Linked DNA regions of Homo sapiens: region 1 is linked to region 2. A link is a loop called in an ENCODE intact Hi-C map of the cell type or tissue named here. Cell type or tissue: CD4-positive, alpha-beta T cell. All regions are shown on one strand. Each heading gives the region's core, and the rest is flanking DNA. Links, peaks and the distances in the headings are about the cores only. Region 1 holds the start of TAOK1 (TAO kinase 1). Region 2 overlaps ANKRD13B (ankyrin repeat domain 13B).

Region 1 (15,468 bases), core at 3,037-11,036, 220 kb before region 2:
CCATCTCACTCAAACATGTCTACAGAAGGATGCCTGATAGAAGTGTGGTTTTACAGGCTGGAAAATAAAGCTGATCATGTACGGAGTTGCTTCTTGAGCTCCATATTCTCATATAATGTGATCCATTTTGTGAAAATCTTTTTAAAATGCCAATCCTTTTAAAATGCCCTGCACATGGAGGCAGCATATTCTTCTATTTTAACCTACAAGAATAGATAAATACTGGGCCAAGGTACGTAACAGTTGGTAGAATACAACTTGATATAAGAAAGTCCTGACCTAGGCCGGGCGCGGTGGCTCAAGCCTGTAATCCCAGCACTTTGGGAGGCCGAGGTGGGCGGATCACGAGGTCAGGAGATCGAGACCATCCTGGCTAACACGGTAAAACCCCGTCTCTACTAAAAATACAAAAAAAAAAAAAAAAAAAAAAATTAGTCGAGTGTGGTGGCAGGCACCTGTAGTCCCAGCTACTCGGGAGGCTGAGGCAGGAGAATGGCGTGAACCCAGGAGGCGGAGCTTGCAGTGAGCCGAGATAGCGCCACCACACTCCAGCCTAGAGACGAGTGAGACTCAGTCTCAAAAACAAAAACAAATTGACTTTGGGTTGGGCATAGCGGCTCACTCCTGTAATTCCAGCTACTCAGAAGGCTGAGGTACGAGAATTGCTTAAACCCAGGAGGCAGAAGTTGCAGTGAGCTGAAATTGTGCCACTGCACTCCAGCCTGGGCAACACAGTGAGACTCTGTCTCAAAAAAAAAAAAAGACATTGACTTTGGAGTTCCACTTCCATCACTTACTAATGTCGGTAGCTGCCCTTACTTTGTGTCATTCTCATAACCAAGCTGAGGATTCTTTTCTTTATCTGTAAAATGGGGTTAATATTACCTTCTTCAGAGGGTCATGTGAAGATTAAGTAAGTAAGATTAAGTAACATGTAAGGTGCTTAGCACCATGCCTAGTCCATGGAAAATGTTTTAAAGTGTTAGCTATTACTGTGTATGTGCAAGGAGGTAAATATTCATCCCACTTCTCTGACACTACCCTCTGGCAGGCATCCCATGATCAGTGCATCATGGTTGATTGTCTGGGACATCTGTGGCTATAGGAAGGGTTGGGCAGCATGTTTGTGGACTGAGAGGTTTTTGGAATGTATCTTCAGGACGAGTTGGTGATTTTATTATGCCCTTTGCTATGGCTGACATCTGCCAGGATTTAAAAAAATCTACATGAATTCCTACCAGATTTCTGCCACACATCATATGAAACACAAACAGCTGGCAATCAAAACATAAAATAAGTTAATATTTTATTGGCTTGGGATTTTCTTTAGGCTTCCTCTTTGGACTTCTCTTTACTAAATAGGAGTAATATACTAGTAGGAAGTCTTTTGGGGCCAGGTGCACTGATTCATGCATGTAATCCCATGACTTTGGTAAGCCAAGGCAGGAGGATCACTTGAGGCTAGAGTTCGAGACCAGCCTGGGCAACATGGCTAGACCCTGTCTCTACAAAAAATAAAATAAAAAATTATCTGGGCATGGTTGTGTGTGCTTGTAAGTCCCAGCTACTTGGGAGGCTGAAGGTGGAGGATCCCTTGAGCTCAGGAGTTCGAGGCTGCAGTGAGCTATGATCACCACTGTACTTCAGCCTGAGTGACAGAGCAAGACTCTGTCTTAAAAAAACAAACAAACAAAAAAAGAAGTCTTGTGGTTGAAGGTGACAATTCAAATCAGCTTTTTTTTTTTTTTTTTTTGAGACGGAGTCTTACTCTGTCGCCAGGCTGGAGTGCAGTGGCGTGATCTTGGCTCACTGCAACCTCCGCCTCTCGGGTTCAAGCAATTCTCCTGCCTCAGCCTCCCAAGTAGTTGGGACTACAGGTGTGCGCCACCATGCCTGGCTTAATTTTTGTATTTTTAGTAGAGACGGGGTTTCACTATGTTGGCCAGGCTGATCTCGATCTCTTGACCTCGTGATCCGCCCGCCTCGGCATCCCAAAGTGCTGGGATTACAGGCGTGAGCCACTGTGCCCGGCCCAAATCAGCTTAAGGGTGGGAAAAAAGAAATATATTAGGCCCTGTAACTGAAAAATCAGTGCCACAGGAGCTTAAAAAGTTTTGTTAAGTGTTTGACTCTGTCTCCCTTTTTTCTGTCTCTCCACACACCACACCCAGCTCCCAATCCCTGGGTATTTTTCTTTATAGATTGGGTTTTGTTATAAAGTTGAGTGTCCATACTGGGTCAGGGGATACAGCTGGTGAACTTGGGTGCTTCCCACTGCTGCCACCTAGTTTTAATACACCTCAACACTGAATGCTGTCATGGATACTGTCTACACACAGGAAATGAATCAGGAAAATTTCTAATATCTGTTTTAATCAAATGCTTCCTTTGGCCAGGTGCAGTGGCTCATGCCTGTAATCCTAACAGTTTGGGAAGCCAAGGTGGGCAGATCACTAGAGGCCAGGAGTTCGTTACCAGCCTGGCCAACATGGCGAAACGCCTTCTCTACTAAAAATACAAAAATTAGCCCAGCATGGTGGTGCATGCCTGTAATCCCAGCTACTCAGGAGGCTGAGGCACGAGAATTGTTTGAACCCAGGAGGCAAAGGTTGTGGTGAGCCGAGATTGTGCCACTGCACTCCAGCTTGGGCAATAGAGTGAGACTCTGTATCAAAAAAAAAAAAAAATCAAATGCTTCCTTTACTGATATGTTGTATTATACCCACTAGAGACAGTGAGTGTCTCAAAATTCAGGTTTTAAACAACCTCTCCTACATAACCTGCTCTCTCCTACTCACTGCCCAGAAACCCCCGAAGAAGGGACAGAGGTCTGGCCCGGATATCATATGGCACCATGTAAATGGTTACCATGAAACTTGCCTTTTATTTCTCCTCTTCATAAATTTACTCAACACAGAAATGTTAGAATGTTGTAAATGTAGAATTTGAAGGCATTTGAGACTTTGTGAGGATGAGATCAGAACTTGGAGCTTATGAACCATAGACATGCTTCTATAAGCAATTTAAGCAGGCTTCACATAGATCATATGGAGGAAAGCTTGCATCTTGGTAGTTTATTTTATGCAACAGAGGGATGCTGGATGAGGGAGATGGGGTCTGTGTGGGAGGAACTCCATAGAAAGTCTAGATTTACATCATCCCAGTTTATGAGCCCAAAGGCAAAGCAAAACTTCTCACTCTCACAAAGCAGTATATAAAATCCAAATGAACATCTCTGAGTGGTCCAGCTTGGGCTCTGGGTCATGTACCCTTCCCTGGCCCAGTTGCTTCACCAAGGGGTGAGCTATTTTGGTTGCCCACGCTGTGACGGCGTGCCCATCTGTAGCAAGAGGCCCAGAGTAACAACCCCACAAGAACTCCACAGAACAACAGACAGGAAAGTTCTCTAAGAACTGTAGAGTAATTAAAAAAATTTTTTTTTGAGACAGGGTCTCACTTTGTCACCCAGGCTTGAGTGCAGTGGTGTAAACAGGGCTCACTGCAGCCTCAACTTCCCAGACTCAAGTGATCCTCCCACCTCAGCCTCCCTAGTAGCTGGGACTATAGGTGCACACCAGCACACCCAGCTAATTTTTGTAGAGATGGGGTTTCCCCATGTTGACCAGGCTGGTCTCAAACTCCTGAGCTCAAGTGATCTACCTACCTCAGCCTCCCAAAGTGCTGGGATTGCAAGTGTGAACCACCACACCCGGCCATAGGGTACTTTTTGCCAGAAGAAGAGGGAGAAATTTGGGACAGACAAGAATAACAGATGTTCACTACAAGTGGAATAGAACTGCTAGTGAGGCTAACTGATACGTTTTTTGTGGGGATGCTAGCTAGAGTAGAATATATTAGCACTTGTGGTCAGGTGAAATAAAGCAGCTATCACCTGGATACAACAGAACTTTCATATCCAGACAGGATCTTCACTATAAGTCTGAGACATGGGTAGGGCATATTCATTTTACAGTATATGCTTTTGGGAGTCAAGAGACACAGAGAAGCATAGCAGAAAACACATCATTTACATGACAGGACCGGCTATAACTCCGATACGTACATCAGTTTGGGAAGCAGGTGACTTCTAGACATTCTTAGAACCTTAGACAATCCTGAAAACATTTGACATGTGTAAGACTCCAGAAATACCCATCGGCCAGGCACATAGTGCCAAAGTGACAGTAACCTCCAGAGAACTCTAGCATGTGTGTACACCTTTTCCTAGAGTTCTCTGTCACACTAACATTTGCAGCAGCTATTCTTCCATACACTCCAGGCAAACAGCTTTCATTCACTCACTCTTCTTGACATCTCCCACACCTAACCCAATTTCTGACACATAGGAGAAAATGTCTGCAGAATTATTGAACTGATAGCAAACATTTGTTGAATGTCATTATGTACATTATGCTAAGTTTGTGGACATAGATATAAATAAGACAAATATTCATATGCTTGTGAAGATCACAGCCTGGTGGGAAAGGCCAAAAAATAAACAGTTCTGTGTGAGGACTATTTGGTTGCAAACAAAAGAGAACCAGACCCAACGTTAGCTTAAGAAAAATGGGAATGTTTTAGCACACAAATGCTAAAAACTCCAGGGTCAGGACTGACTTCAGACAGAGTTAGTTCCAGGGCTTCAGTGATCTGGTTTTATCTCCAGAATGTGTTTCCCACTGAGTTGCCTTTGTTCTGGGGCTTCACAGCAAAAGGCAATAGCAATTCCAGTCCTTACATTCTCTCAAGGAAATAGAATGTAGTGGCTCTGAGAACTGCTTGAACCCGGGAGGTGGAGGTTGCAGTGAGCTGAGATCGTGACACTGCACTCCAGCCTGGGCAACAGAGCGAGACTCCGTCCCAAAAAAAAAAAAAAAAAAGAATATAGACCGAGCACAGTGGCTCAGCTTGTAATCCCATCACTTTGGGAGGCCAAGGCGGGTGAATCACGAGATCAGGGGTTCGAGACCAGCCTGGCCAATATGGTGAACCCCCCCCCGTCTCTACTAAAAATACAAAAATTAGCCGGGCGCAGTGACACGCGCCTGTAGTCCCAGCTATTCAGGAGGCTGAGGTAGAAGAATTGCTTGAACCCGGGAGGCAGAGATTGCAGTGAGCTGAGATCGCGCCATGGCACTCCAGCCTGGGCGACAGAGTGAGACTCTGTCTCAAAAAAAAGAAAAAAAGAAAAAAAAGAACACAGTGGTTCTGGATGAAAGCTGAGTTTGACAACTGGCTTCACCACAAACTGGCTATAAGAACTTTGACAAGTTAATCAAAATTCTTCTCTGTGCCTCAGTGCCACTCTTTCTTTCTTTCTCTCTCTCTCTCTTTCTTTCTTTTTGACAGAGTCTCGTTCTGTTGGCCAGGCTGGAGTGCAGTGGCACAATCTCCTCTCACTGCAACCTCTGTCTCCTGGGCTCAAGCAATTCTCTTGCCTCAGCCTCCTGAGTAGCTGGGATTACAGGCGTGTACCACCATGCCCGGCTAATTTTTTTCACGATGTTGGCCAGGCTGGTCTCGAACTCCTGACCTCAGGTAATCTGCCCACCTCAGCCTCCCAAAGTGCTGGGATTACAGGCATGAGCCACCGTGCCAGGCCCAGTTCCACCATTTCTAAAAGGGAATAATAATTATACCCACCCAATATGGTTATTGTGAGGAGTAAATAAGTAGAGTGTTTAGAACTCTCTCTGGCATATAATCAGCACTCAATACGTGTTAACTATTTCACTATTTTTGTTATCATCATCATCAAATTTCAGAAACTTTGTGCAGTGGCAGTATTGTAGCCAATGAGATTTATCCGAGGTGTGATTATTGCTCATTGAAAAATCATAGGCTGGGCACGGTGGCTCACATCTGTAATCTTAGTACTTTGGGAGGCCGAAGCAGGTGGATCCTTTGAGGCCAGGAGTTCAAGACCAGCCTGGGCAACATGGCGAAACCCATCTCTACAAAAAATACAAAACTTAGCCAGCACGGTGGCATATGCCTGTAGTTCCGGTTACTTGGGAGACTGAGGTAGCAGAATCATTTGATCCTGGGAGGCAGAGGTTGCAGTGAGCCAGGATCACACCACTGGATTCCATTTTGGGAGTTCAATATATATATTACATTTTTGGGAGAAAATAAGAAAGTTTCTTTCCCAAAAAGCCAGAGAAAATCTTATTGTACCCATTGGCTCTAATTGGATCATGTGCCCATCCCTGAGCCAGACTAGAGGAAGGTCATACATACACTGTATACACGGATTGCTTAGGTCTGATCAACATGCTCCTTCCTTGGAGCACAGATCTACTATGGCCAGCCTGGTCTCGAACTCCTGACCTCAGGTGATCCGCCCGTCTCAGCCTCCCAAAGTGCTATAATTACAGGCGTGAGCCACCGGGCCCGGCCCAGAGTTAATTTTTATTCATGAAACTCATATAACAGGTTTATTTATTTCAGTCGTTTTGTTGGTTAAAGAACCAAGATTTTTTATGACTACACTTTGTGTACACTTTTAGGTTCTCTCTTTTTTTTTTTTTTTTTTGAGACGAGTCTCATTCTGTCGCCCAGGCTGGAGTGCAGTGGCGCAATCTCGGCTCACTGCAACCTCCGCCTCCCGGGTTCACGCCATTCTCCTGCCTCAGCCTCCCGAGTAGCTAGCTGGGACTACAGGCGCCCACCACCACGCCCGGCTAATTTTTTTCTATCTTTTAATAGAGACGGGGTTTCACCGTGTTAGCCAGGATGCTCTCGATCTCCTGACCTCGTGATCCGCCCGCCTCGGCCTCCCAAAGTGCTGGGATTACAGGCGTGAGCCACCGCGCCCGGCCTTACACTTTTAGGTTCTTGAATAAGTACTGAGGGAGTTTTCCCTAAAAAAAAAAAAAAAAGTTTTGAGATAAAAGAATAAAAACTCTACTTCTTCTTTGCATAGGAGTCTTTAGTTTGTTTGCTGCTCTTGTTCCAAAACTTCTCATTACTCAACCTACTAAACCCACAGACACTTTTCAAGAAGTTATCTCTTTTCTACATCACCAATATATAGGGTGGCTTAGATCTGTATTTCCAAGTCTTACTGTCGTTCCAAGAATTAGTATCAACTATTAGAATCTCAAAAACTCAACTGCATACTGATTGCGCTGCCCAGTGTACCTCTGAATCCCACGGGGGAGGGGGTGTAGAACCGAGTTGTGCAGGAATGGGATATTCCACACTTCAGGGCAAACTTATTCGCAGGATCAGTGGCGGGCTTTGGAGGTGGGAAGCAGGAAGGAAGGGGAATGCAGATAAACTCTTCTTCTTCAGATCTCCGGGGTGAAATGAATGCACCTGACGCCCGCGTGGCATTAGAAGCTCCGCGAACTCAGTGAGGCCATGCTGGACAGAGGCTGGAACTCCGGGCCACCGGGACAACTCTGCCCGTAGCAAGCCTTGCGCGCTCCTGTGAGGGCGCGCGCGCGCGCATGTAGTCGTGTCTCGCGCAGGGTCCGGCCTGTCAGGCGGAAAATCTCGCGAGATCGGAGACGGGGGATGACGGTCTGGAGGAGGGGAGTGGTGTCGGGTAAAGGGGGGGAAGCTGGGCAGCGGCCGGGCTCTGTGGCTTCAGGGCTCGGGGAGAGAGAGGGAGGGTGGCAAAGAGACTGAGTCGGTGCCGCCGCCTGCCTGAGGAGAGAGGAGGGGTCCCGCTCGCCCTGCGCCCTTCGCGGGCCGAAAGCACTAGGCACTCGCGAACATCTGAGGCCTCCCGGCCCCGGGGGACCCCGCCCCGCCGTCCGCCGGCCGGCCCGCGGCCTCTCTTCCCTTTGTGAGCGCCTCCTTACCAGGGGTGGTGTTGGTGGCGGAGGGCTGCGCGTGGGCCCGCCCGCCGAGGGGCCGCGGCGGGGGACCGAGAGGGCCTCGGCTGTGTGAGGACTAGAGGCGGCCGAGGCCCGGGCCGGTTCCCCCGAGGCGGCGACGGAGACGGCTCCCGGCACTTCCCCGCGCCATCTTAACTGAGCCCAAGCGCTGAGGGCGCCTCCTCGACCCCGGTCGTCCCCTCGCCCCCCCCCCCACCCCCCGCCGCCGCCGCCCCTTGTTGCAGAGCTTGGGCTGGGCGGCTTGCTGGGGCTCGGGGGTGGGGGGCGGCGATCTGTCGCCGGGCCCCCTCCTCCTCCTCACTCCTCACCCTCCAGGGTAGCGGCTACCGGAGCGCTGCAGGGGGCTGCGCCTGCCTGCTCCGCCCCAGACCTGTCGGCGAAAGGGTAAGGGCACCTCTGCTTTGGGAAAGGGGGATATAGAGGGGGGCGGGGAAATTCGGCCCACTCGGGCCTGTGTGTGGAAGAAGGGATGTGGGAGTGGGGTGGGGGAGGGAGAAAAGGAGGGTCTGTGATTCTGTGGGTGGGGTGAAGAAGCTGGTGAGCTGGGCGCCCTCCGGTTTTAAGGGGCGAGAGCAATTCCATTCCTTTTTCCTGAGGGTCACCGGAAGGGGTGGTGGAAGGGGGATGTTTCGAGGAAGGTGTGGCCCTCACAGGGAGACTGGGTTGATGTGCACCCCGGTTTAAAGGCGCGAGGTCCCCTTCCCCTCTGGTGCCTTTGCTCCTCTTCTCCTTTGTAGTGTCTGTGTATTCTTGGGAAGGGAGACTGCTCTGGGTGGCTTGCTGGGTGGATTCCACCCCCTAGCACAGGAAATCTATACCCCTCTTCTGTAGGGGCGATGGAAGCGTTTCTCTCCCCGTACCCTTCCCCCTTCCCCATCCTCTAGTCTACTGCAATGCTGCAGAAGTCCAAGGCAGTTTCTTCATACACAGACCCATGTATACACAGAAGGGAGGGGGAGCAGGAGAGGGAAGTAATGGCGCTTCCCTTGAAAAGGTTACTCTTTTTCCTTTGGTTTTAAATCGACGACAGTATCGTTTTAATACTCTTCCCCTGAGATCTGTCCATGGGAAGTGTATCTGTTCTGGTGTTATTGTTGGGGGATATGGCCTCTCGAGAGGGACACCTCTCCTGTTAGAACAGTTTTGATGTCTCTCTTTTTGAGAGATGTCTGGATTGACATTTTTTGTGAGCAGGTTGGATTTTAGTTAGAATTCAAATAAAATAATTTTGTACCTCCTCATCCTCATTTCCCTTTTCTTTTTCTATGACTTTTGTAGTTCATGAAGAATTATTGGCCTGGCGCGGTGGCTCACGCCTGTAATCCCAGCACTTTGGGAGGCCAAGGCGGGCGGATCACGAAGTCAGGAGATCGAGACCATCCTGGCTAACACGGTGAAACCCCGTCTCTGCTAAAAATACAAAAAATTAGCTGGGCATGGTGGCACGCGCCTGTAGTCCCAGCTACTCGGGAGGCTGAGGGAGGAGAATCGCTTGAACCCGGGAGGCGGAGGTTGCAGTGAGGCGAGATGGTGCCACTGCACTCCAACCTGGGCGACAGAGCGAGACTCCGTTTCAAAAAAAAAAATTATTAACAATTATTACATACAGACAGCCTGTCTGATTCAGGGCATTTCTCCCTAAGCTGTGAATTTTTAGGGTTGATACTGTTGTGTATAATATTGAAATTGGATTTTTTTTAAAATGGTAAGGTTACAAACCTTTCTGCAGCTGTTTCTTTGTTCTTATTAATCTGCCTAATTATTCTATGATCTATTTTCTGTAGTCAGTCATTTTTCACTTCTTTTGCTACCTGTCATGTTTGTCTGAAAGCAGATCATCTTATCTGGTTTACAGTAGTACTTGTTGGTTTTGTTCTTAGTTGAGTAGAAATAAAAATTTAAACATTCTGGAAATGTGCTGCCAAGTGCTTTTTGTGACCAAAGAGTAGTTTTCAAGTCTCCATGTACTGATGATACATTTTTTTCAAGTGTTTAGTAAATACTGGTGATGTGATTTCAAAATATTCCACATATGACTATTAATAGAATTAATTTTTTCCCAAAGTGAAGAAGAAGACTAAAATGTGTACAGATAATGAGTTGTCTTTGGTGTATTTAGTGTTTTCAGCTCTACTTAGTGACTTATTTTTAAATACTTCAAATGCCATCTACATTTTATGTTGTCATTAAATGTTGTCCAATAGAGCTTTTTTGGTGTGTTTGTTGCATTTTGAAACCTGTTTTAAGATAGGGATTTAAAGGTGTTAGTAGTAGCGCTAGGCACTAACTTAGTTTCTGTCATTTTATATCATGATTTTGATGTAGGAGACATGGTATGTTAAATAAGTTTTATTTTTTTTTCTCAGAAGATGGAATTCTCTTTTCTTTATTCCCTTTTAATGGTCATCTCAATTCATTGAAATAACACTATTCATTTGAGTATTTATTTCATGGGACAAAGCTGCATGTTGTTGATATGTAGAGTTTTCTCCATTATGGCAAATTATGCCAGGAAGTCTGATTCTCCGTATTATGGCTTGTTGTTGATAATTATTTCATATATACTAGCATGTGTTGATCGAAGCATACTGCTCAGTAAGGAGTGACTGCTTTTACCTTGGGAAGTTGTAGGCAGAGAGGATTTATCAATAGAGGCTACAAAACTTAAAGGATTTACATAGGGTGTAGGTTAACTATTTACTTGCTATATTTCAGCATGCTATAACTAAGGACAACTGAAAAAAAAACAACTCTCTTTTTTCATAGCTGGTAGGAATGTTGCCTAAAAGTGGAAAAGTATGTTCATGATCAATTAGATAAATACATTATTAAGGAAAAATTGCCTGAGGGTTATTTCAGATGACCTCTGATGCCACTGTCAGAAAGAAAATGCTGAGAGCTGTTAGTCTGAGTTGATTCTAGATTAGTATGGCACTTCTTATGTTTCTAAATAGTTCATCTACAAAATGGCAGTGTACATCACTTCCTGTTCTTTCACAACTGGCTCTTTCACTGGATTCTCTTTTAATGACTTAATTTTTGGCATTCTGATATCTGATTTGTTAATTTGGTTATAATTCTCATGTTTTATAGGTGGAAGAATTTCTGAGAATCAGCTGGATTTAAAGGCTTTTAATAGTTTAAGATTATCTTGACAGTAACAAAACATTGCTTCCAAACTAAAGGATAGTATTGCAAACAAATTTAAACTCTGAGAGGTTTTAAAGAAGTACAGCAATGTACAGAATCAGAAGTATGAGGGCACTGAATAGAAAATAATTATCGTATTTTTTATAATGTCGATTTTGGGAGAAGTGAGGATATGGCAAGTAATTGAATGGGTGTTGATATAAAATAAACTTTCTGTATAACAAGGTGTATACATGATATTTGGGCCCATGTTACGATGCCATTTTAACAGTAAGAAAGCAACTCTTTAGTTACAGGATACTAGAAAGACTGGATGCTCATAACTAACCATGAGTATGATTTATTTTAATAATTTGCCAGTTTTTTTTTTTTTTTTTTTTTTTTTTTTTTTTTGAGACGGAGTCTTGCTCTGTCGCCCAGGCTGGAGTGCAGTGGCACGATCTCGGCTCACTGCAAGTTCCACCTCCTGGGTTTACGCCAGTCTCCTGCCTCAGCCTCCTGAGTAGCTGGGACTACAGGCGCCTGCCACCAAGCCCAGCTAATTTTTTGTATTTTTAGTAGAGACGGGGTTTCACTGTGTTAGCCAGGATGGTCTCGATCTCCTGACCTTGTGATCTGCCCGCCTCAGCCTCCCAGAGTGCTGGGATTACAGGCTTGAGCCACCGTGCCCGGCAAATTTGCCAGTTCTTAATAGACATGAATATTTAGTAAATCCAGAAGATATCTAGGGGTCAGTTGTTGGCATTGAAATTAGAGTTGAGATCAATCTGTCTTTCGTGTCTTTCACCTGGAAATAAAGTCTGTGTTTTGCATTTGGCTTATTTGTATATTAAAATCACTTAATTTTTCATTTGTATCTCTGTTTTGTTTTCACTAGTCTCTGTTACTTATAACAATTAATTGCACTCATACTAATTTAATCTTTTAGAAATGAGGAGCATTTTTGGTACATATTAGTTGAGGGTTGCTGTTTGGATGAGGATCATATGTGAACGAATCCCTTCAAAAAAGTGTTATTTCTGGGCTGGGCAAAGTGGCTCAGGCCTGTAATGCCAGCGCTTTGGGAGGCTGAGGTGGGAGGATTGCTTGAGGCCAGGAGTTCAAGAGCAGCCTGGGCAACATAGCATGACCCTGTCTCTACAAAAACAAATTTTTTTTTTAATTAGCATGGGCTAGGCATGGTGGTTTATGCCTATAATCCCAGCATGCTGGGGGCTGAGGCTGGAGGATCACTTGAGCCTAGGAGTTTGAGGCCAGCCTGGGCAACATAGTGAGACCCTGTCTCCAAAAGATAAAAAATGAAAATATTAGTGGGGCGTGATGGTGCGTGCTTGTTCTAACTACCTGGCAGGCTGAGGTGGGAGGATTGCTTGAGCCCAGAAGATGGAGGCTGCAGTGAGTTGTGATCATGCCACCGCACTCTAGCCTGGGTGACAGAGTGAGACTGTCTAAAAACAAAAGCCTGTGTGGTGGCTCAAGCCTGTAATTCCAGCACTTTGGGAGGCCAAGGTGGGCGGATCACCTGAGGTCAAGAGTTCGAAACCAGCCTGGCCAACAAAGAGAGACCCTGTCTCTACAAAAATAAAACAAATTAGCTAGGCATGGTGGTGGGTGCCTGTAACCCCAGCTACTGGGGAGGCTGAGGCAGGAGAATCACTTGAACCCAGGAGGTGGAGGTTACAGTGAGTTGAGATGGCGCCACTGCCTGACAGCCTGGGCGGCAGAACAAGACTCCATCTCAAAACAAAACGAAACAAATAAAAAAGTTTTATTTCTCTAGTAAAGTTTCGCATAAAATTGAGATGTTCATTAAGCAGAGTACCAACATATGCTCACCTGCCTTTAGGTATGTGTACTTTTTTTTTTTTTTTTTTTTTTGAATTTGAGACAGGGTTTTTGCTGTGTCGCCCAGGTTGGAATGCAATAGCGTGATCACAGCGTATTGCAGCCTCAGCCTCCCGGGTTCAAGTGCTCTTCCCACATCAACCTCCCAAGTAGCTGGCACTACAGGTACATGCCACCACGTCTGGCTAATTTTTTTTTTTTTTTTTTTTTTTTGTAGAGATGGGGTTTTGCCATGTTGCCCAGGCTGGTCTTGAACTCCTCAGCTCCAGCTATCTACCTGCCTTGGCCTCCCAAAGTGCTGAGATTACAGACATGAGCCACTGCACCCGGCCCGATTTCCGTACTTACTATTAATGGTTGGATTTTAAAAATTATTCTTCAGGTTTTCCTATTATAAAATATGAGAGGATACAACCTGTATTAGTTCATTCCATTCTTAAAGTATTTTAGTTTTTAGTAATAAAAATTGATGTTTAATTTCATTAAAGATGTCTCATACCTTCTAAAAATCTACATGAATTAAAAAGTTGTGTGGAGGGACTAGCAGCAATTATTTTCAGCTGGGACGTTTCTGTCATCATATGGTAACAGTTATTTCTGTATCAGTCTATTTGTGCCAGAAGCAGACTTTTTGTTCTAAAATACAGTCTAAGGCTATACCTTTTTGATGACAAAATTAAGTATCCTATAAAAGTTGGAAGAGTTTTTAAAATGTTAAGTACCTGGCATGTAAATAAAGTAAGTAAAAGTATAAATTATTAAGTGCCTTGCATAATAGATATACTGCAGCCTCCTAAAAATGCCAGTGACCGTTATGCTGTAGGTTGTTATTTAAATATAATGGCACTTAATTACCGTCTAATTTATCTTTAAAGCTGAGAAGGGGCTAATTTTTCCTTTTGATAAAATTATTTGATCAAATAGTTTTATGCAGGTTTAGAAGTAGATGAATTACTGTAACATTTAGAAAGACATTCAAAGTTTAGTTTCTGAGAAATATTATCAAATAATAGGATGGAACAAAACTTTCTGGTTTGCAGCTACCAATAATAAAATTGGCACTTACTATATATTAATGTTGGCTGGGCGTGGTGGCTCACGCCTGTAATCCTAGCACTTTGGGAGACCGTAGATCACTTTAGGTCAGGAGTTCAAGACCAGCCTGGCCAATGTGGAGGAAACCCGTCTCTACTAAAAATACAAAAAATTAGCTGGGCGTGGTGGCGTGTGCCTGTAATCCCAGCTACTTGGGAGGCTGAGGCAGGAGAATCGCTGGAACTTGGGAGGTAGTGGTTGCAGTGAGCTGAGATTGTGCCACTGCACTCTAGCTGGGCAACAGAGTACAACTCTGTCTCAAAAAAAAAAAAAAAAAAAAAGGGCTGGGCATGGTGGCTCACGCCTGTAATCCCAGCACTTTGGGAGGCTGAGGCGGGTGGATCACCTGAGGTCAGGAGTTGCAGACGAGCCTGGCCAACGTGGCGAAACCTCGTCTCTACTAAAAATACAAAAATTAGCCGGGCGTGGTGGCACTTGTCTGTAGTCCCAGCTACTCGGGAGGCTGAGGCAGGAGAATCATTTGAACCTGGGAGGCAGTGGTTGCAGTGAGCCAAGATCGTGCCACTGCATTCCAGCCTGGGTGACAGAGTGAGACTCTGTCTCAAGAAAATAATAAAAAAGTTAAAAAATGGCTGGGTGCCGTGGCTCACGCCTGTAATCTCAGCACTTTGGGAGGCCAAGGTGGGCAGAACACAAGGTCAGGAGTTCGAGACCAGCCTGGCCAGCATGGTGAAACCCTGTCTCTACTAAAAATACAAAAAATTAGCCGGGCATGGTGGCGCGCACCTGTAGTCTCAGCTACTCAGGAAGTTGAGGCAGGAGAGTTGCTTGAACTCAGCAGGCGGAGGTTGCAGTGAGCCGAGATCGTGCCATTGCACTCCAGCCTGGGCAACAGAGTGAGATTCCGTCCCCCCCCAAAAAAATATATATATATATATACATGTATACATGTATATATGTATATTCATGTATGATACATGTATACATGTATACATGTATATTCATGTATGCATACATGAATATACATGTATGTATATACATATATACACGTATATATACACGTATGTATATATGTATACATGTATATTCGTGTGTATATATGTATATTCATGTATGTATATATGTATATACATGTATATATATGTGTATATATATATATGTATGTCACCATTTACTAGTGTAAATGTGTAACTTTTTCAGTTTTTGTTTTTTTGAGATGGGGTCTTGCTGTGTCACCCAGGTGGGAGTGCAGTGGCACAGTCATGGCCCATAGCAGCCTCTACCTTCAGGGCCGAAGCCGTGAGTAGCTGAGACTGCAGGCCTATGCCACCATACTTGGCTTATTTTAAAGTTTTTTTCGAGAAACGGGGTCTCTATGTTGCCCAATCTGGTCTCAAACTCATGGGGGCTCAGGCAGTCCTCCCTCCTCAGCATCCCAAAGAGCTGGGATTACAGGCATGAGCCACAGTACCAGGCCTGTGGTAACTTCTTTATTTAACTATTTATGCCTCACCTTTTCTTTTCTTTTTTTTTGAGACGGAATTTTGCTCTTGTTGCCCAGGCTGGAGTG
Region 2 (15,468 bases), core at 6,756-14,755:
GTGTAGTTTACTTCGTGTTTGTCTTACTTGGGGTTCATTGAATTTCTTGGTTCTTGGCTTTATCTTGGTATTAGTTTCCACAACAAATTACTACAAACTAGGTGGGTTAAAACAACAAATATTTGGCCGGGTGTGGTGGCTCACGCCTGTAATCCCAGCATTTTGGGAGGCCGAGGCGGGCGGATCACGAGGTCAGGAGATCGAGACCATGCTGGCTAACACGGTGAAACCCCGTCTCTACTAAAAATACAAAAAATTAGCCGGGCGTGGTGGTGGGTGCCTGTAATCCCAGCTACTTGGGAGGCTGAGGCAGGAGAATGGCGTGAACCGGGGAAGCGGAGCTTACAGTGAGCTGAGATCACGCCACTGCACTCCAGCCTGGGCGACAGAGTGAGATTCCATCTCAAAAAAAAAAAAAAAAAATTTATTCTGTCACAGTTCGGGAGACATAAATACAAATTTGAGATGTTGGCAGGGTGGCAGTCCTTCCAAAGGCTCTAGGGAAGAGTCCTGCCTTGTCTCTTTCAGATTCTGGTGACTGGGCCACAACCCTCTTGGCTTGTGGCTGCAGAACTCTAGTCTCTGCCTCCGTCTTCACATGGCCTTCCCACCTCTCTGAGTGTCTTAGAAAGACACCTGTCATTGGATTTAGGGCCCCCTGGGTGATCCAGGATTATTTCATCTTGAGATCCTTAACTTAATTATGTCTGCAAAGACCCTTTTTTGAAATAAGGTCTCATTCATAGGCTGTGAGGGTCAGAATGTGATGTGGACATGTCTTAGGAGGGGCACCATTCTTCAACCCACCATAGTAGTTTTTATCAAGTTTGGAAAAATTTTGGACGTTCTTTCTTTCTTTTATTATTTATTTACTTATTTTGAAATGGAGTCTCCCTCTGTCGCCCAAGCTGGAGTGCAGTGACACGATCTCGGCTCATTGCAACCTCCCCTTCCCGGGTTCAAGCGATTCTCCTGCCTCAGCCCCCAAGTAGCTGGGACTACAGGTGCCCACCACCACGCCTGGCTAATTTTTGTATTTTTAGTAAAAATGGGGTTTCACCATATTGGCCAGGCTGGTCTCAAACTCCTGATGTTGTGATCCACCCGCCTTGGCCTCCCAAAGTACTGGGATTACAGGCGTGAGCCACCGCACCCGGCCTATTTCTCTAAATTTGTCTTATTTGTCCTACTTCTTTATTCTGTCCTTTGGGATTCCAATAGATATATGTTACAATGCTTGATAATGTCTTACAGATTATGAGGCTCCATAGAGACAGGGTCTTGCTCTGTTGCCCAGGCTGGAGTGCAGTGGCGTGATCATAGCTCACTGCAGCCTCGAACTCCTGGGCTCAAGGGATCCTCCTGCCTCAGCTTCAGAGGAGCTGGGACTACAGCTGCTTGCCACCATGCCCAGCTAATGTAAAAGTTGTTTTGTTTTGTTTTGTTTTGTTTGTAGAGACAGAGTCTTGCTGTATTGCCTGGGCTGGTCTTAAACTCCTGAACTCAAGCCAACCTCCCGCCTTGGCCTCCAAAAGTGCTGGGACTATAGAAGCCCAGCCAACTTTATTTTTCAGTACTGTTTTTCTCCTCTGTGCTTCAGTTTGGAAAGTTCTATTGCTGTCTTCAAATTCACTGATTTTTAAATTGTGCAGTGTCTAATCTGCTGTTATTTCCATTCAGTGAATTTTTCATTTCAGTTACTGTACTTACTATCTTTAGATGGTCCACTGGGTTCTTTTTTATACCTCTCATTCCTCTCCTCATGAACATCTTTTTCATGTTTTTCTTTAAACTCTTGAGTATATTGAGCCATCTATCATCTTTATCATTTCTGAGTTTTGTTTCTATGAAATTATTTTTCTCCTGATTATAGGTTATATTTTCTTTCTTTTTTTTTTTTTTTTGAGATGGAGTCTCTCTCTCTGTTGCCCAGGCTGGAGTGCAGGGGCGCCATCTCGGCTCACTGCAAGCTCGATCTCCTGACCTCGTGATCCACCCGCCTCAGCCTCCCAAAATGCTGGGATTACAGGCTCACGTGAGCCACCGCACCCTGCCTATAAGTTTTATTTTCCTACTTTTTGGCATATCTAGTAATTTTTAACTGAATTTTGGACATTGTAAATATGATGTTAAGCATCTGGATTTGTTATTGTTCTTTAAAGAGTGTTGGGCTTTGTTCAGGCAGACTAGGTAAATTACTTGCAAATCAGTTTGACCTTTTTGAGGCTTTTTTTTTTGAGACAGAGTCTTGCTCTGTCACCCAGGCTTGAGTGCAGTGGGGCAATCTCAGCTCATTGCAGCCTCAACCTCCTGGGCTTAAGGGATCCTCCTGCCTCAGTCACTGAGTAGCTGAGGCTACAGGCACATGCTACCATACCTGGCTAATTTTTTGTATTTTTTGTAGACATGGGGTTTTGGTATGTTGCCCAGGCTGGTCTTGAACTCCTAGGCTCAAGTGATCTGCCTGCCTCAGCCTCCCAAAGTGCTGGGATTAGAGGTGTGAGCCACCGTGCCTGGCCTTTGATGCTAATTTTTCTTTTTCTTTTTCTTTTCTTTTCTTTTTTTTTTTTGAGATGGAGTCTTGCTCTGTCACCCAGGCCAGAGTGTAGTGGTGCAGTCTTGGCTCACTGCAACCTCCGCCTCCTGGGTTCAAGTGATTCTTGTGCCTCAGCCTCCTGAGTAGCTGGGATTACAGGCACCCATCACCAAGCCCGGCTAATTTTTTGTATTTTTAGTAGAGATGTGGTTTCGCCATTTTGGCCAGGCTGGTCTTGAACTCCTGACCTCAGGTGATCTGCCCGCCTCCGCCTCCCAAAGTGCTGGGATTACAGGCATGAGCCACTGCACCCGGCCTGAGGCTAATTTTTAATCTGTTAGGGTGGGTCTAGGTGAGCCTTTTCTCTAGGGATAGTTTAGCTCTACTGCTAAGGCATAACCCTTCTGAGGTCTGATTAAATATGCATCTCCACTCTAGGAGGCTGGAGCTTGATTATCTCCTTGCTTTTGGTGAGCTCTGAGAATTTACCATTTTATTGCTCCTTTTTGTGTGGTCTTACTGAGTTTCACTATACACATGTGAAGTTTAGTATTCAGGAAGACTTGAAGAGACCCCTATGCAGATTTCTGGAGTTTTTTGAGTAGTTTACTCTTTTCCAGAACTGTGCTCTGCTGCAACCTTTAATACCTTGGCTTCCCTGAATCCTGTCTCCATCTTCTCAACTCAGGAAGAGCACCATGCTCTGCTCGGGCTTCCCCTCCTTGAATTACAGTCTGGAATGTTCCTCCAGGCAGAAATCCAGGGATGTTACAGAGCTCACCTTGTTCATTTTCCTTACTTCAGGGATCACAGTTCTGGACTTCTAAAAACAGCTATTTCTCTTTACATATATTTTCTATATAGAGAAATATATATATATACACACACAAACACACACACACACACACATACACACACACATATATATATACACACACACGCATATGTATATATATATTTGAGACAGCGTCTCACTCTGTTGCCCAGCCTGGAGTGCAGAGGTGTGATGATACCTCACTGCAGCCTCAACCTCCCAGGCTTAAGCGATCCTCCCACCTCAGCCTCTGAGTAGCTGGGACTACAGGCACAGGCCATCATACCCGGCTAATTCTTTTGTATTTTTTGTAGAGATGGGGTTTTGCCATATTGCCCAGGCTGATCTCTAACTCCTGGGCTCAAGCAATCCGCCAACCTTTGCCTCCCAAATTGCTGGGATTACAGGGGTGAGCCTCTGTGCCCAGCCTTCATATATTTTGCAGCAATAATTTTCTCATTGTTTATGGTGGCAGAGTAATTTCATTTATTATGGTAGGAGTAGAAGCCTTTTTACTGGCGTTTTAATCAAGTTCAGAGAAGAGGAGGGAGTTACATGCATGTGGTCAGTTCACTGTTCCTTTTTTTTTTGAGACGGAGTTTTGCTCTTGTCGCCCAGGCTGGAGTGCAGTGGCATGATCTCGGCTCACTGCAACCTCCGCCTCCCGGGTTCAAGCGGTTCTCTTGCCTCAGCCTCCTGATTAGCTGGGATTACAGGCATGGGCCACCACGCCTGGCTAATTTTGTATTTTTAGTAGAGATGGGGTTTCTCCATGTTGTCAGGCTGGTCTCGAACTCCCAACCTCAGGTGATCTACCCGCCTCGGCCTCCCAAAGTGCTGGGATTACAGGCGTGAGCTACCGCGCCTGGCCTGTCAGTTCACTGTTCTTAACCAGAAGTCCTAGACTCTCGAAATATATTTAAATACTTATGCTTAAGACCGGGCGTGGTGGCTCACGCCTGTAATCCCAACACTTTGGGAGGCCAAGGCAGGCGAATCACTTGAGGTCAGGAGTTAGAGACCAGCCTGGGCAACATATCAAAACCCCGTCTCTACTAAAATACAAAAATTAGCCTGGCATAGTGGTGCTCGCCTGTAATCCCAGCTACTCAGAAGGCTGAGGCACAAGAATCGCTTGAACCTGGGAGGCGGAAGTTGCAATGAGCCAAGATGGCACCACTGCACTCTAGCCTGGGTGACACAGTGAGACTCTGTCTCAAAAAACAAACAAACAAACAAACAAACAAAACTTACGTTTAACAAACATGCTTTCTAAGCCAGGTGCAGGGGCTTGTAATCCCAGCTGCTTGGGAGGCTGAAACAGGAGGATTGCTCAAGCCTAGGAGTTTGAGACCAGCCTGGGTGACATAGTGAGACCCTGTCTCAAGTAAAAAAAAAAAAAAAAAAAAAAAAAAAAAAAATCTTTTGTCTGGGCACTGCGGCTCACACCTGTAATCCCAGCACTTTGGGAGCCCGAGCCAGGTGGATCACCTGAGGTCAGGAGTTCAAGACTAGCCTGGCCAACATGGTGAAAACCCATCTCTACTAAAAATACAAAAAATTAGCCAGACGTGTTGGCGAATGTCTGTAATCCCAGCTACTTGGGAGGCTGAGGCAGGAGAATCGCTTGAACCTGGGAGACGGAGGTTACAGCGAGCTGATATCACGTCATTGTACTCCAGCCTAGCCAACAGAGTGAGACTCCGTCCCCCCAAAAAAAACACAAAAAAAAACCCCAAAAAAAGCTTTTATCACTTTTATCACACAACAGAAATCTCATGCAATGTAATCATGTTATTCACAAAATTATAGGATTTGTACAAATTTTAATGCATAGTGTCCCACAAGCACAGGACATGGTTGTGAAATTGTATTAATACCATGAACTTGTTATTTCATTCCTGTCTGTGTATTACTGTAACCGTTTGTTAAACCTCACTCAGTGATAATGTCAGTGATCTAAATTGGTAGCTCTTCCTGAAGGTGGCCTGGGACCCTTAGGGTAGGTCTGGTCCCAGGTGAGCTCCTTGGCCAACAGCCTCTTTGCCACCCCACTTCAGTCCCAGGCTTATTCTTGGCAGGCAGGCCACTGGGCCCTGGAGGAGAGGACCCAGCCAGGGGCCCTTGGTGGACAGGAAGGGAGGAAGCCCTCCCTCTTCCAGAGTTACTTTCTGTCCTGTCTTCTAAGCCCCTTTCCATCCACGTGTCTGTCTTTCCGTTGCTCATAGTGTCTGTCTTTCCGTTGCCCATAGTGTCTGTCTTTCCGTTGCCTTGTGAGGTTGGTGAGGCAGAGCAGCCCCAGCAGGGGGTGGGGGTTGCTGCCTGCTCCAGGGCTGTCTGGCTCCGGAGGGCTGCCTCCGACGTGACTGGGGCTTTATCTTCCACTCCTCCTCCTCCTCCAGGTGGACATCGAGCAGCTGGATCCCCGCGGCCGGACTCCCCTGCACCTGGCCACCACGCTGGGGCACCTTGAGTGTGCCCGTGTGCTCCTGGCGCACGGCGCAGACGTGGGCAGGGAGAATCGCAGCGGCTGGACAGGTGGGCAGCCCTGCTCACCCCAGCCCCACAGCCGGGGCCTCCCCAGCATCATAGACCTATGGTTGGCTGAAGGGTCCTGCCCTGTGACCTTGCCTCGCCCTCCCCCAGTGCTCCAGGAGGCTGTGAGTACCCGGGACCTGGAGCTGGTGCAGCTGGTGCTTCGGTACCGGGACTACCAGCGGGTGGTGAAGCGGCTGGCGGGCATCCCCGTGCTCCTGGAGAAGCTGCGCAAGGTGAGGCCCAGCCTCTCAGCCTCCACGGGAGCCCTTGAGCCCTTCTCCAGTGCAGACTTAGCCTCTCTCCCCTTCGTCCTCCAGGCCCAGGACTTCTACGTGGAGATGAAATGGGAGTTCACTAGCTGGGGTAAGCGGGCTGCAGCAGGTCGCTTCTGGGCTCTCCCACTTTAGGTCCTGCGCTTGCTCCCCTGCCTGGAATGTGTTCTCATAGTTCTTCCGGCGGTTCCCTCTATGCCTTAGCTCAGCTCAGGGCCACCGCCTCAGCTAGGCCTTTCCAGATTGCCCCAGATACTGTCTTGACTCCATTATTATTCTCTTCACTCTGTCATGATTTGCTTACTGTATTCATGACCTGCCGCTCCTTGTTAGAAGGTAAGCTCTGAGAGGGCAGGAGTCCTGTCTTTTTCACTGTTGTATTCCCAGTGGCTGGAACACTCAGTAGGTGTTTCATAAATATTTGTTGAAAGAATGGATGAAAGAGTGAGTGAGTGAATTAACAAATGATGGACACTAGGGACTTAGTGGTGACAGAAACATGCCCGTCCCGACCTCAGGTTGCTCTTCTGTGTGAGTATGGTCTACACTGGCCAGGGAGGGGGTTTTGGAGGAGAGGCTGCTCTCTCTTCAGTTCCCTCCCCTGTTCCTGGCCACACGGATCCCAAACCCCATGCCCTGAGCTGGTCCAGGCCGTGTAGGCCAGACCAGTCAAAGCCACCTCCAACCTCCGCTTCCACCAGTGCCCCTGGTGTCCAAGATCTGCCCTAGTGACACCTACAAAGTGTGGAAGAGCGGCCAGAACCTGAGGGTAGACACCACACTCCTGGGCTTTGACCACATGACCTGGCAGCGAGGGAACCGCAGCTTTGTCTTCAGGGGCCAAGGTCAGGCAGGCAGGAAGTGGGGCAGGGTGGGGACGATGGGAGGCAGCCCCAGGCCACCCCTGATCCCCCTGTGCTGTTCCGTGTCTGGCAGACACAAGCGCCGTGGTCATGGAGATTGACCACGACCGCCGGGTGGTGTACACAGAGACTCTGGCACTGGCTGGGCAGGACCGGGAGCTGCTGCTGGCTGCTGCTCAGCCCACTGAGGAACAGGTGCTGAGCCGGCTTACCGCGCCCGTCGTCACCACTCAGCTTGACACCAAGAATATCTCCTTTGAGAGGTGGGTGGACATGGCCTTGGTCACCCTTGAGCCAGCCCGGTGGGGTGCCTGCCTCACCTGGACCACTCTGCTTCCCCAGGAACAAGACTGGCATCCTGGGCTGGCGCAGTGAAAAGACGGAGATGGTGAATGGGTATGAAGCTAAGGTGAGGCTGCAGCTCCCAGCTGCCAGCCCAGCTGCACTCTTGCCTACAGCAAGCTGTACAGGGGATTCTGACCTCCCTTCCCCAGCCCTGGAGGTACAGAAGCAATGCAGCGTGGTCAAGCACTTATATTTGGGTTCAAGGCACTTCTCTGGTGTTTTATATGGATGTATGGATGTATACACAGGGCACGTGCACACGCACACACACACACACATTTATTCCTCACAGCAACCCTTTCTGGTAGGTGCTGTTCTGTTAGTATTCCCATTTTACGCATGTTTATTGAGTCCTTTCCTTGGCATCCCATTTACTCTTCACAACAACCCCAGGAAGTAGGGATGATCGGTCCATTTTATGATGAGGAAATAGAGGCTTAGAGTGGTTCTGTGACCTGTACAAGGTCACACAGCTGTTAAGTGGCAGAGTTGGGGTTCAGATCCTGGCTGGCCTGACCCTAGAGCCAGGCCTTTATCCCTAAAAATGACTGCCTGGCTGGGCATGGTGGCTCATGCCTGTAATCCCAGCGCTTTGGGAGGCCGAGGTGAGCGGATCACCTGAGGTCAGTTCGAGACCAGCCTGGCTAACATGGTGAAACCCCGTCTCTACTAACAATACAAAAAATTAGCCGGGTGTGGTAGCAGGCGCCTGTAATCCCAGCTACTCGGGAGGCTGAGGCAGGAGAATTGCTTGAACCTGGGAGGCGGAGCTTGCAGTGTGCAGCGATCCCGCCACAGCACTCCAGCCTGGGCAACAGAGCGAGACTCCATCTAAAAAAAAAAAAAAAAAAAGGCTCTGCCTGTTACTCTGGGACCCCTATGTTGCCCACGACATGAAAGCAGGAACTAACAAATGCCATGGGTTTTGTGTGTGGCATCTCCTCTGAAAGCCTCCCCTGCTTCTGTAGTCTGGGAAGGCCTCTGTGCTACCCCCACCAGTGCATGGACCATGCTGTTATAACTCCATTTTATTGTCTCCTTATAGAGATTGTAAGTCTCAGGAGGGCAGGGATCATGTTTGGCTTGTTTACTGTATCCCTGATGCCTACCTCAATGCCTGGCACATAAAGGCTCCTCAAAAAATGTTTGTTGAATGAATAAGTGAATGAATGAATGAATGAATGACCTCATATATTCACTTACCCAAAAGCCTGAAGCAGAGTCTCTCCAGGACCCTTTGCTACAGGGAGTGTTCCCAGTGCCCTTAGGGGTAAGACACAGGGTAAGACCAGAACTGCTTATGAGCCCTTTCTTCATCTGTCCCCAGGTGTATGGGGCATCTAACGTGGAGCTCATCACCCGCACACGGACAGAACATCTTTCAGAACAGCACAAGGGCAAGGTCAAAGGTAATGAGGCAGAGCTGGATGGGGAGAGGTGTTGCAGGACTGCGGGAACCAGCTCCCACTTCAGTGCTTCCATCAGTATTCCCACTGGCATCCTAGCAAGAGGCTGGATGCTTTATTCAGGCCGATAGATTTCAATTCAGGTGCCAAGCCCTAAGGATGGGTAGTGGCTGCCTAGAGTACTAAGAAGTTTCTAAGGACTCATCTGGGTTCAGTGGAGAGCCATGCTGCAAGTGATTACTAATGTTGCTGTTGAATTTGGGAGAGGAGAGAAATGCCATGTATGCCATTTATTGGCCATTCTAGTCTAGTGGGACATATCCTAGGTAGAAAGTCAGGGGACCTTGCCACAGATTCTGTATGCCCATTGATGCCACACCTGATTCTCTGGGTACCAGATACCGTGTCCGAGGTGAAAAAGCATAATTTCTACCTCACAGGGGAACAACATGAAATCATGCCTATGGAAGTGCCTGAAGCAAACACACACACGCACATGCACACCCCACAGTGCCTGCCGGGGCAGGCGTTTTACTGTCCAGGGTCACCGAGCTGGAGAGGAGCACTTTTGGAAGTTGCTTCTGACCTCTAGGCCTTCCTTTTAGTGTTTTAAGCTGTGCTCACAGAGGCCCTGGCCCCTGGTCCTTGAAGCACTCAGTCCCCTTCAGGTGAAGGTGCCTGAGTATGTGGTTGGGTGAGCAGGCCCCACCCCAGGAACCGGCCTCCTCCCTAGGTCTTGGGTGCTGTCACCTCTGATGAGGTGCCCAGGTGTGTGTGGAGTTGCGGTGTCCTCTGAGATGCCACATTTCTTGTAGGCTGTAAGACACCTTTGCAGTCCTTCCTGGGAATCGCTGAGCAGCACGGGGGCCCCCAAAATGGGGTGAGTGTGTGCAGGGGTACCCGTAAGTGGAGGGATGTGGATGTGGCTCAGGAGGAGGCTTGGGAAGCGTCCTGCTTAGCATGGCCTATGTGGACCTCCTTTCCACAATGCCCAAGGCCATGTCAGCGCCACACTGGCAGAGGGGACAGCTTGGGGGCCTTGTGACAACAAATGAGTTGGCCTGGCATTAGGAACTGAGGGGAGCTCCTGGGCCCCTCCCCATGTGGTACAGACCCTGATCACTCAGACTCTGAGCCAAGCCAACCCCACTGCCATCACTGCAGAAGAATACTTCAACCCCAACTTTGAGCTGGGCAACCGTGATATGGGCCGCCCCATGGAACTGACCACCAAGACACAGAAGTGAGGCCCCTGCCGGTGCTGGGAAGGTGGGGGGCCGGGGCTCCAGGAGATGCTGGGAGGCCATGGCTTCCTGCAGTGTCCCTTACCCCTTGGGATCTGGTGGGGGCAGGTTCAAGGCCAAGCTGTGGCTGTGTGAGGAGCATCCCCTGTCCCTGTGTGAGCAGGTGGCCCCCATCATTGACCTCATGGCCGTCAGCAATGCGCTTTTTGCCAAGCTCCGGGACTTCATCACCCTGCGTCTGCCTCCTGGCTTCCCAGTTAAGATTGGTGAGACCGCACGGCCATTTCTCCTGAGCCCGTGGCGGGCCGACCGGGGTTTAGATGAGGTCGGGGTGGGGCTGAGGCTGAGGTGTGAGGGGCTGAGTGGTGGCGCCTAAAGGTTTCCTCATCCTCAGAAATCCCGATCTTCCACATCCTCAACGCCCGCATCACCTTCGGGAACCTCAACGGCTGCGACGAACCGGTGCCATCGGTGCGAGGCAGCCCCAGCAGCGAGACGCCTTCCCCAGGCAGCGACTCCTCCAGCGTCAGCAGCTCCAGCTCCACGAGTGAGGCCCCCCGCGAGAACGCCTGCCCCTCGGCTCTCCCCGGGGTGGGTGGGAGGGGCGCGCCCGGCCGTGCCTGACCCAGCCCCCGCGCCCCCAGCCTCCTGCCGCGGCTGCGAGATCTCCCCAGCGTTGTTCGAGGCCCCGCGCGGCTACAGCATGATGGGCGGCCAGCGGGAGGCGGCGACCCGGGACGACGACGACGACCTGCTGCAATTCGCCATCCAGCAGAGCCTGCTTGAGGCGGGCAGTGAGTATGACCAGGTGCGTCTCCGCGGGCGCGCGGGGCCACGGGACTCCGCGCCGCCACGGCTAACGCCCACGCCTCCCCGCAGGTCACCATCTGGGAGGCGCTAACCAACAGCAAGCCAGGCACCCACCCCATGTCCTACGAGGGTCGCCGACAGGACAGGTCAGTGCCCGCTGGGCCGGAGAGAATCCTCCGGAGAGGATCCTGTCTCCCCTAAGCCAGGACACAGCCGGAGAACCCGCGGGGCCCTCGGCAGGGACCCTCCTGGTATCGGGATGGCTTCTGCCACCACTCCTGCCTCCGAGGCGGCAGGCAGGGGTCAGGGATCCAGGCTTCACCGCGGAGTTCAGACTCTCCCCAGGCATTGACGGGGAGAACTTGGTAGGGTCTGGGCTCCGCCACGACCAGGTGGGGGCCAGGACGCCGCGGGACTGACCGCCTCCACTAGAGGGTGGTGGCCGCGGGCCGCCCTGGAGCCTCCACGCCGTGTCCCGGCCCCGGCCGGTGGGTGGGTGCGCCCGGGAGCCCGCGACATTCCTTCCCCACCCCCAGGAGCGCCCCGCCCACGCCGCAGCGCCAGCCTGCGCCCCCGGCGTCAGTGCCCAGCCCTCGGCCCAGCTCAGGGCCAGGTTCCGGCGGCCACGTGTTCCGGAGCTACGACGAGCAGCTGCGGCTGGCGATGGAACTGTCGGCGCAGGAGCAGGAGGAGAGGCGGCGGCGCGCGCGCCAGGAGGAGGAGGAGCTGGAGCGCATCCTGAGGCTCTCACTGACCGAGCAGTAGCGCCCCCTGCCGGGACCCTCGCCAGCGCCACGCGCGCCACGCCCAGGGCCAGGAGCCAGACAAACCCCGGCCTGCGCGCCTGCAGAGCGGCGGCTGGAGACTGGAGCCACCGCCTCGCGGGTGCAGCAGCACAGCAGGCACGGTTCGGGGAGGGATTCGGCATGGCCGCGGGGTACCTTCCCAGGCCAGGGCCCTGGAGGCAACTGGCACGGCCTGGTCCCCCTGCTTTGCTGTATTCTGATTCCCCAACCCGCTCCCCTGGGCTCAGATCTGTCCTGTCCTAGGGCGGAGCCAGGCGGTCCTGAGGGGGAGATGAATCCTTAGAGGAGCGCTGTCCCTATCCCTTGCTCCTTCTGGCCGGTCCGCATTTCTGTTCACTAACCCCACTCCAGGACACTGCCCCTGAAGCCTTTGCATCTCTGCTCTTCACTCCTGGGGGGCAGCTGAGCTCCCCGCGTGCTGTGTCACTGCTTTGTTCCAGACACAAACCAGCACGTCTAGGGCCCAGCCCCTCCCCCACCCCGGCATTTCAGCGTCAAGTGCACTTAGCGGGGTACCCGGCTCCCCCAGCCCCCACACCCGTCCTGGGTCTCAGGGTGGTTCCAGCTTCTCCTTGGGCAGCCAGAAGTTGGAGTCCCATCCCCCAAGGCACATTTTTTTTTTTTTTTTTTTGTGATCAGGGAGTGTGTCCAACGTAGCCCCCTGGCCTGTGCAAGCCCTGACTCCCTCATGGTGCCTCGGAGAGTGGGGAGCATATTGGGCTGGGGTAAGCACTAGACCCAAGTAGACTGGACACAAAGGGCTCGCCCAGGGCCCTGGCGCCACCCCCACCCCTTCCCACCAGCTGCTGCTAGCCTCTGTGGTTGTACATCCCACTTGCCCCCACACGGAGACTGACTCTAAAACCCTTCATCCAATGGTGCTAACCCCCGGCTCTCCCCTGCCCCACCTCACCCACCCAGAGAAGCACAGACCCCGCCAGGGGCAGGGGCCCACCGCACACCCTTGTCCCGGGCCTGTCTGGGACTGGCCTTCCCGGCTCAGCCAGTGAGGCTCAGAAGGGACACAAAGAGGGATGGAAGAAAAGAACAAAGAGAAACTGTTCCTCCCACCCCCTTCCCTGATGCCAGGGGCACCAGACTGATTCTGAGGCACAAATAAAAGAGGCTTCATACCGGAGGCTTTTGCTACCTAACTTTACTTGGGGGGAACGCCTACGGTGTGGGTTGGGGTCCTTCTGAACCTCAGAGTGGAGAGAGCTCTAGGGTAAGAGGCTGCCTGATGGACCCTGAGCCCAGGAGTGCATCGCCAGGTCTCCCAGGAGCCTGGGGGTAGCATTTGCAGAGGCTGGGGGTCTCGTTCCCCTCACTCCCACCCATGCAGGAGGCACAGACTGAACGCTTAGTAAAATATTTCATTCAGTACGTCTTGTTTTTCTGAGAGAGGCAACGGCAGAGGGTTGGGGGCAGTGTGTGTGTATTTGTGATGAACCTAACTCCTCATGCCAGTTCTCTCGAGATTTCTTCGCGGGGGCTGCCGCGAGGAAGCAGCCCTCGCCCCTGTCGGTGGAAAGAAGGAAGAGAGTTCTCTACCACAGACCGCTGTGGGTGTAGCCACTGGGTCCGGCTCTGCAGCAAACGGGTTGTGTATGTGTCTGCAGAACTGGGGTGACGCCCATCTGGTTTACCGCTCAGGGTGATGGAATCCAGTGAGCTGATTAGGAGAAGCGCTGTCATTTTCCCCAGCCTGGGGGTACCCATCAAATCGCCACCCGTTTGAGGTCAAGCTCAGGCTCCAATAACCCCAAGCATCACGCTAATACTAAGCACTTTCCCTGCCCTGGGCGGAGGACAAAGGGGGACACCACCTCGCCGTGCAGCACCATTGCTGAGCCCCCCAGGTTACCCCAGGCCTCCCTAGGCCAGCTCCAGCCGAGTCCCAGACGAGGCTCGCAGTCCAGCCTCCGCTGGAGCGACGTGGGTCTCCCCTAAGCTCCAAGAGTTCTGGTCTCCCGCGAGGGGCGGAGTTCCCTCCCCAGTCCCGCCCCCGGGCCCAGCCCAAGAAGGCGGGGTCCGGAGTTCGGGACTAAAAGCCGGGGCGGGGCCGAGCTTGTGCGCCCCGCCCCGCTCCGCCTGCCTGGCGCGCGGGGCTAGTCCGTGCCGTCCACCAGCTCGCACAGCATGTTCTCCAGAGCCGTGATGCGCTGCTCCTGGGCCTGCACCCGCTCGCGGAGGGCCTTGATCTCTTCCAGCAGCGTCTCCAGGGTGTGCTGCTGCTGGGGCGGAGGACAGAGAGGCCGTGTCGTATAGGGGCGGTTGGGGGAGATGTAGATTGGGCCAGAGTGCAGCAGGGCCGATCTTACCGACAAGGGGGCGTCGCTGGCCGACTGGCTGCGGCGGGGGCCGGAGGGCGGGCGCACGTCCAGGATGTTGCGCTTCGTGACCCGGAGCTCGCGGTGCTTGGGGGGCACATAGCCGTCCCTCAGCGAAATGAGCACGGGTTCGGCGTCCTGGCCGGATAGCCATTCGTCCGCTTCTAGGGCCGGCTCCGGGCCTGGCGTATCCGGGTACAGATCGTCCTGGAAGAGGTCTGACTGCGGGGGTGGGTGGACAGGAGGACTTGCGTGAGAGGGTGCGGGGCTTGCTCCGCTCCCTTCCGCCTCGTAGCCCTGCCCAACCCTTCTCCCGGCCCCTCACCTTGCGGGGCACAGTCATGATGATAGGTTCACACTTTCTTTCGTGTAGCTTGTAGAACCTATAAGGGAGCAGGGTTCAGCACCCTCGCAGACTTCCACGTCCTTAACTTCTCCTGTCTAAGACCAAGGGGGTTGGAGGCCAACACTTGCTCAGCGCCTACCATGCATATTGCACATTACACACATTATTGGTTCTGCAATAAAACACCCTGATGGTGTGTTCACCATCATCTTATAGATGAGGAAACTGAAGTTGAGAATGTAAGGCTAGTGAGCGGTGGGTCTGGCACTGAAACAGAGCTGTCTTATCCCCCCGCCCCGCTTTTCCAAAGCACTGCATTACTGGGGAAGCCCCGTGGCTAGGACCCGACATGAGTGGGGGACAGAGGCGGGTAGGTGTTCAGGAGGGGCCAAGGCTGCTGACCGGGCGATCTCACACTTGCTGACATCCAGTCCCCTTTTGGGCATGAAACCCATGCCCCGCTGCGGCTCTTTGCTGCTGAACGTGTTCAGGTAGTGCACGAAAGGCGGCTCGTCGGTAATCTCAAAGTACCGAATGCTGCTGTCGCCCTGCAAAATCAGTCGGTTCAGGGGCGCGCCCGGACAAGGCCCTCCACATCTCCATCCAGTGCCCTGTTCTCCCTGCCCGGCCGTGAGCACCTTGCCACACAGGTAGACGATGCTGGAGTCGGGATCGTAAAAGGGCAATAGGACCCCGTTGCTTGTGTCCATCTCCTGCAGTGCCACTGGCTCCTCGAAGTTGTTCTGCCCGAGCACAGGAGGCGTGACCAGCCCTGCCCCACCCTCCCGTGCTACTTCGGGACCCCCAGAAGCCCCTTTACGCTTCCTGGCCTTCCCAAACCCTATGCCCCAAACCTCTAGTGACCAGAGTTGCAGGCCCCTCCCCTGGGCACATCTCTCCTCCTCCCCTGCGCACATAGCTCCTCCTCCCCTGCACATATACCCGCTGCGCGCCGCATGCAGTCACAGCAAACCACCCCCAGGGACTCGGCATCACCAGGTGGGGGCGCCAGCGCAGGATCCTTCACGCGACGCAGCAAAACTGGGCAGAGGGGTGGGTGTGAGAATGGCAGGCGCTGCAGAGGTGGCAGCAGCCTTCAGTCCTGTCCAGGTGGGCATGCCCTGCGGGTGGGGGGCGCCTGGCCACTCTCCCGTGATG

What was found. Peaks named below come from ENCODE experiments on the same cell type or tissue, not always from the same donor. Only the 100,000 strongest peaks of a DNase experiment are listed, where the experiment ranks them.
Region 1: it touches region 2 in a loop (4-fold over the local background); 4 of 110 quality-filtered maps call a loop at or near these places.

Annotation. Positions count from the first base shown.
Region 1 is chr17:29,382,794-29,398,261 of GRCh38, forward strand. It overlaps TAOK1 (TAO kinase 1), which reads left to right and starts at 7,570. Exons shown (of 20, transcript NM_020791.4): 1 at 7,570-8,231. It overlaps MIR4523 (microRNA 4523), which reads left to right and starts at 7,869; the gene lies at 7,869-7,937. It also overlaps the pseudogene RNU4-34P. RefSeq lists enhancers at 7,126-7,365, 7,486-7,575, 8,736-8,975 and a silencer at 7,616-8,085. In CD4-positive, alpha-beta T cell, for the core only: no CTCF peak of the experiment used is centred there; DNase peaks (open chromatin) are centred at 7,508, 7,928 and 8,668; H3K4me3 peaks cover 2,287 bases; H3K27ac peaks cover 894 bases.
Region 2 is chr17:29,601,990-29,617,457 of GRCh38, forward strand. ANKRD13B (ankyrin repeat domain 13B) reads left to right here. Exons shown (of 15, transcript NM_152345.5): 2 at 5,753-5,888; 3 at 5,997-6,121; 4 at 6,206-6,251; 5 at 6,862-7,005; 6 at 7,097-7,286; 7 at 7,366-7,432; 8 at 8,696-8,777; 9 at 9,590-9,654; 10 at 9,887-10,017; 11 at 10,127-10,284; 12 at 10,413-10,565; 13 at 10,663-10,826; 14 at 10,898-10,974; 15 at 11,365-12,772. The coding sequence ends at 11,593. CORO6 (coronin 6) reads right to left here. Exons shown (of 11, transcript NM_032854.4): 7 at 14,949-15,053; 8 at 14,713-14,858; 9 at 14,290-14,347; 10 at 13,956-14,186; 11 at 12,773-13,868. The coding sequence ends at 13,743. Among named protein-coding and RNA genes, the nearest start is that of CORO6, 13 kb to the right of the region's middle. RefSeq lists silencers at 11,248-11,477, 11,638-11,747, 13,076-13,145, 13,593-13,806, 13,686-13,735 and enhancers at 11,422-12,285, 13,151-14,014. In CD4-positive, alpha-beta T cell, for the core only: a CTCF peak has its summit at 11,608 (motif pointing left); DNase peaks (open chromatin) are centred at 11,592, 13,202, 13,672, 14,292 and 4 weaker places; H3K4me3 peaks cover 3,013 bases; H3K27ac peaks cover 281 bases.